Linked DNA regions of Homo sapiens: region 2 is linked to region 1. A link is a loop called in an ENCODE intact Hi-C map of the cell type or tissue named here. Cell type or tissue: HepG2. All regions are shown on one strand. Each heading gives the region's core, and the rest is flanking DNA. Links, peaks and the distances in the headings are about the cores only.

Region 1 (2,847 bases), core at 348-2,847:
GGAGGAGGACTCCAGTGCCCGGTGTACCGGACACCCAGGTAACGCAGTCTACCGTGCCTGGAGCTGGGAAGAGTAGTTGCAACCGGAGCCCCCTTTTGGGAACTCACTACCCTGAGGCTTAGACAGGTCGGGAATGATCGCCTCCCGGTTAAGGAGGAGGAAACAGGCACAGTGATGTGTGGTGACTTGCCCAAGGTCACACGCAGTACAGATGGAGCCGGGCCTCGGAGCCAGGACTCCTGGGCTCCCCTTCCTCTTATACCGTCTCTTTATCCTGCCAGGGCTAAGGACCCCCTTCCCTGCTGTCCAGCTGGGGCGCCAAGCAGCAGGGCCCTCCGAATAGGCGAGCTGTGCTTGGATCTCAGAGACGGGCACCGACTGCCGAGCCCCAGACGAAGTGCCCCAGGGTCGGGGATCAGGCTTGTGCAGGGTAGCACCTGGGGACCTGAGGGACCTGGAGGCCTTCTTGTATCCTGAAGTAGGACCTTCTAAGACTTCATGAGTCCTGGCCCCCTTGCAGGGGTTGGGGAGCTGGGGATCCCAGATCTGCCTATTGCGCCCGATGCCCCGAGGCTCTCTCTTGGACTCTGGCCCTGAGTTCTTCTGCGCGATCCTTCGGAGACGTCTGGAGGCCTGCTTTATGCATCTCTCTTGGACCTCAGTTTCCCCACACGTGGGAGGAGGCAGCTGGACGATTCCTGAAAGGACTTTCCCTTGCTTCCTCATCACGTGGAAGAGAGCCCACCCGGCACCTGGAAATGGAAAGCCAGTGAAGGCTGCTTTGGGCCGGGGCAGCGGGTGGGACCGGGCGGGAGGGATTCCAAAGAGACCGCCGGGAAGGCTAGAGCTTGGAATTCCGGCTCCTCGGAGTCCTGGCCCTCCCCCACCGCCGCCTCGGAGCTCAGCACACCTTGGATGGGGGAGGCGGGCAGCTCCTAGCCCCGCACCCCAGGAGGCGCGCTCGGAGGGAAGCCGCCACCGCGCCGCCTCTGCCTCGGCGCGGAACAAACGGTTAAAGATTTTGGGCAGCGCCTCGCGGGGGGAGGAGCCAGGGGCCCAATCCGCAATTAAAGATGAACTTTGGGTGAACTAATTGTCTGACCAAGGTAACGTGGGCAGCAACCTGGGCCGCCTATAAAGCGGCAGCGCCGTGGGGTTTGAAGCGCTGGCGGCGGCGGCAGGTGGCGCGGGAGGTCGCGGCGCGCCATGGGGCTCCCGGCGCTGCTGGCCAGTGCGCTCTGCACCTTCGTGCTGCCGCTGCTGCTCTTCCTGGCTGCGATCAAGCTCTGGGACCTGTACTGCGTGAGCGGCCGCGACCGCAGTTGTGCCCTCCCATTGCCCCCCGGGACTATGGGCTTCCCCTTCTTTGGGGAAACCTTGCAGATGGTACTGCAGGTAAGGGAGGGTGGGGCGGGACAGGCTGCTTCCCCGGAGCCCGGCGCGGCTCTGGGCTTCTGCTGAAGTCGGGGTAGGCGCCCCCGGGAGGCATGCTATTGCGGCTAGGAGCAGGGCTGGCGGGAGCGCGGCGCTCCCCGGCGCCCCCTCATGCCCACTTCTCTCCTCCGCCTTCCTCCCACAGCGGAGGAAGTTCCTGCAGATGAAGCGCAGGAAATACGGCTTCATCTACAAGACGCATCTGTTCGGGCGGCCCACCGTACGGGTGATGGGCGCGGACAATGTGCGGCGCATCTTGCTCGGAGAGCACCGGCTGGTGTCGGTCCACTGGCCAGCGTCGGTGCGCACCATTCTGGGATCTGGCTGCCTCTCTAACCTGCACGACTCCTCGCACAAGCAGCGCAAGAAGGTGGGGGCAGGAGGCGACGGCTGGACAGGGAGGGGGACCCCATTTATGAGCGGAATTCCGGCTGATGGATGCTAGGCGCGGGCTAGCAGCTTGAGGTGGGCTAGGACCCTCTGCCAGCTCCAGGTTAGCTTTCCCAGCTCGGAGAGTGCCATGTGTCTGGCAGGACTGGGGGTGTCTGGAAGGGGACGGCGGTAGACGAGAGGGGCGGATGGAGGCTTTTAACGCTGTCCCCTCCTCGGGACTCAGGTGATTATGCGGGCCTTCAGCCGCGAGGCACTCGAATGCTACGTGCCGGTGATCACCGAGGAAGTGGGCAGCAGCCTGGAGCAGTGGCTGAGCTGCGGCGAGCGCGGCCTCCTGGTCTACCCCGAGGTGAAGCGCCTCATGTTCCGAATCGCCATGCGCATCCTACTGGGCTGCGAACCCCAACTGGCGGGCGACGGGGACTCCGAGCAGCAGCTTGTGGAGGCCTTCGAGGAAATGACCCGCAATCTCTTCTCGCTGCCCATCGACGTGCCCTTCAGCGGGCTGTACCGGGTAAGGGCGGCAAACGGGCTGCGGACTAGGGGCGCGGGACCTGGGCGTCTGCTCACCGCCGCGCGCTCTCTGCGCTCAGGGCATGAAGGCGCGGAACCTCATTCACGCGCGCATCGAGCAGAACATTCGCGCCAAGATCTGCGGGCTGCGGGCATCCGAGGCGGGCCAGGGCTGCAAAGACGCGCTGCAGCTGTTGATCGAGCACTCGTGGGAGAGGGGAGAGCGGCTGGACATGCAGGTGAGTAGCAGCTTCAGACCAGGCACTGCGGAGTTTGGTCCCCTGGCTTTCCAAGCGCTGTTCCTGGGGCCCCCAAAGCGCGCGCCTGGGGCCCAGCTTTCTGGAGTGGGCGGCCGGCTCAGACTACAGCTATGGAATCCCGAAGGAAGGCTGAGACACCCGGTCAGGAGAGCTGCGGAAGGGGCTGCGGCGGAACTGGGAGCATCCCCTAGCCTTTCCAGGTTTCAAAGGGAAAGTTGGAATTTGCAAAAATGTTAATAAAGAACCT
Region 2 (2,907 bases), core at 115-2,614, 280 kb after region 1:
GTTAATGGTCTATTCGTTCTACACGAGGTATTGAGCACCCAGGATGTGTGGCTTTCCCTCAACCTGTTAATATTTGCCATCTTATAGTACCAGGGTTACAGGGACCTCTATGGAGTTGGCAGTGCTGTATCCAACACTCATATATTTTCTCTACACCAATATGATCTGCGCTCTGGCAACCTAGTACTTACAAGGGCACCTTCAAGTTTAAAGATGGCAGCTGCACCATGTGTTTCTGAAGGAGCCATTTTTCTCCTCCAGCGTCTGCGGCGGAAGGTATCTGAACTACGTTGTTTCCAGTGAAATTTCCAGCCAATTAGAGAAGCATATTCCCAGCCCTCTTGGTCTTGCAATTCCTCCATGGCCTAAAACAGAAGTAAACATGTTAATGATGACGATGATGATGATGATATTCCTTATTTTGATAAAACAGGTTATATGATCAATCAACAGATACACAGTATTCAAAATCTACTCTGTGCCAAGTACTGAGCTAGAGTCAGGAATACAGAAAAGAAAAAAACAGACAGGACCTCTGCCTTGCAGAGCTGATGGACTGCAGGAGTGCAGAGAGATAACCAGGCAATGACAGCACAGTCGTGGACATACCCTCAGGAGGTGCACCTCATTCAGATTTGGGGGTGGGTGAAGCAAGTGGATTCTTTCTCAAATTGCTTTCTGTTTCCTCACTTCATTATTTCATAAAAATGTTGCTATTGTGATATAGTTTGTAAAACATTAGTATCTCCATTTTACATATGTAGGAAAAAAATTAAATGCCCCCTCCCAGGTTTAAATGTCTTGCCTGAGCTAATAGCTGCCATAACTGATAATTAAGTGATCAGAATATGTTATTTCTGTAATAACTAATAACAAATTCGTGTGGTACTTTTTAGCTTAAGAACTATTGATTTACCAGTGGTATCAGTTTTCAATGTTATATTCTCTTCATTCGACAAATATGAGTGCCCACTGTGTGACAGGGATCGTGTTAGGGGCTGAGGACACAGTGAAGAAGAGATAGGGTCTTTGCTTTCATGCAGCTGACATTTTCATGGCAGAAGTTTGATTTAAAATCTTAAAAATATGACTGGATTTAATAAACGTAAAACAATGTGGAATAATATTCAAGACCTGAGAAGTGAGAGCTCCATGTGGGTAATTATTGTTGGGTCTATTTTTTCACTTTAAATAAATGTAAAATGCAGGTTAAGCATAATCTTGTACCTGACCCTCTAGTAACATAAATAGTAGCAGTGAAAAATTTCACATAGCCAAGAGTAAGGCAGGTTAGGAAACATGATCAAAGCCTCAGAAATACTCGTTAGAACTGGACCATATCCTGAGCCTTCTAACTGATGGCTCAGTGTTCTTCCCGCTTCAACTTGGTGCCCTCGTGTGGAAGAAGAGCGTTCAAGCACCTTCAGAAACTTCTCACCCTGTCAGACGGGGATAATTAAACAATAGAGAGACATTCATTAAACTAAAGAGCTTCTACACAGCAAAAGAAACTATCATCAGAGTGAACAGATAACCTACAGAATGGAAGAAAATTTTTGCAATCTATCCATCTGACAAAGGTCTAATATCCAGAATCTACAAGCAATTTAAGCAAATTTACAAGGAAAAAACAACCACATTAAAAAGTGGGCAAAGGACATGAACAGATAAATCTTCAAAAGAAGACATTTATGTGGCCAAAAAACATGAAAAAAAGCTCAACATCACGGATCACTAGAGAAATGCAAATCAAAACCACAATGAGATACCATCTCACACTAGTCAGAATAGAGATTATTAAAAGGTCAAGAAACAACAGATGATGGTGAGGCTGTGGAGAAATAGGAAAGCTTTTACACTGTTGGTGGGAGTGTAAATTAGTTCCACCATTGTGGAAGACAGTGTGGCGATTCTTCAAAGACCTAGAACCAGAAATGCCATTTGACCCAGCAATCCCATTACTGGGTATATACCCAGAGGAATATAAACCATTCTATTATAAAGATACATGCATGCATATTTTCATTGCAGCACTCTTCACAATAGCAAAGACATGGAATCAGCCCAAATGTCCATCAATGATAGACTGGATGAAGAAAATGTGGTATATCTACACCATGGAATACTATGCAGCCATAAAAAGGAACGAGATCATGTCCTTTGCAGGGACATGGATGGAGCTGGAAGCCATTATCCTCAGCAACCTAACAGAGGAACAGAAAACCAAACACCGCATGTTCTCACTTACAGGTGGGAGCTGAACAATGAGAACACTTGGACACAGGGAGGGGAACAACACACACTGGGGCCGGCGGGTGGAGGGAGCGCATCAGGATAAATAGCTAATGCATGCTGGGTTTAATATGTAGGCGACGGGTTGATAGGTGCAGCAAACCACCATGGCACACATTTACCTGTGTAACAAACCTGCATGTACTGCACATGTATCTCGGAACTTAAATTAAAAAAAAAAAGACTCATTCATTCATTAGCTCATTTATTTGACTAGATTATTTACTGGGAGCATATTTCTGAGTTAGCAAGGAGGATACAAAGATGACTGTGGCTCCATCTTTGCTTCCAGAAGCTCACCATCTAATAAAAATAATGTCATAGTGCCTACCGGAGTTACCCATTCTGTGGAATAGAGAGAGTTCCTGTTTGGACTTAGCCCGGGTTCCAGCACCAGCTTTGTCACTTACTAAACACTTGGCCCAGAGCAAGTCTATTTAAACTCTGTGAGCATTATCTATAAAATGAGCATAAAATCCAAACCTTACAGAACATAGATGATGCATACTCAGTACCTAGCATTATAGAAAGCCACTTCTATACATGCCACTTATTATTGAGTGTTACTGTTCTATTTAATTTATTATTATTCCATTTAAAGCTTACAATACCCTA

What was found. Peaks named below come from ENCODE experiments on the same cell type or tissue, not always from the same donor. Only the 100,000 strongest peaks of a DNase experiment are listed, where the experiment ranks them.
Region 2: a loop joins it to region 1, with 7 times the contacts of the local background. A loop is called at or near these places in 61 of 110 quality-filtered maps.

The regions. Positions count from the first base shown.
Region 1 is chr10:93,072,729-93,075,575 of GRCh38, forward strand. It overlaps CYP26A1 (cytochrome P450 family 26 subfamily A member 1), which reads left to right and starts at 1,165. Exons shown (of 7, transcript NM_000783.4): 1 at 1,165-1,395; 2 at 1,580-1,804; 3 at 2,051-2,341; 4 at 2,421-2,579. The coding sequence starts at 1,207. In HepG2, for the core only: CTCF peaks have their summits at 1,184 (motif pointing right) and 1,528 (motif pointing left); no DNase peak of the experiment used is centred there; H3K4me3 peaks cover 1,411 bases; H3K27me3 peaks cover 2,199 bases.
Region 2 is chr10:93,356,484-93,359,390 of GRCh38, forward strand. MYOF (myoferlin) reads right to left here. Exons shown (of 54, transcript NM_013451.4): 30 at 192-365. Among named protein-coding and RNA genes, the nearest start is that of MYOF, 120 kb to the right of the region's middle. In HepG2, for the core only: a CTCF peak has its summit at 1,394 (motif pointing left); a DNase peak (open chromatin) is centred at 1,388.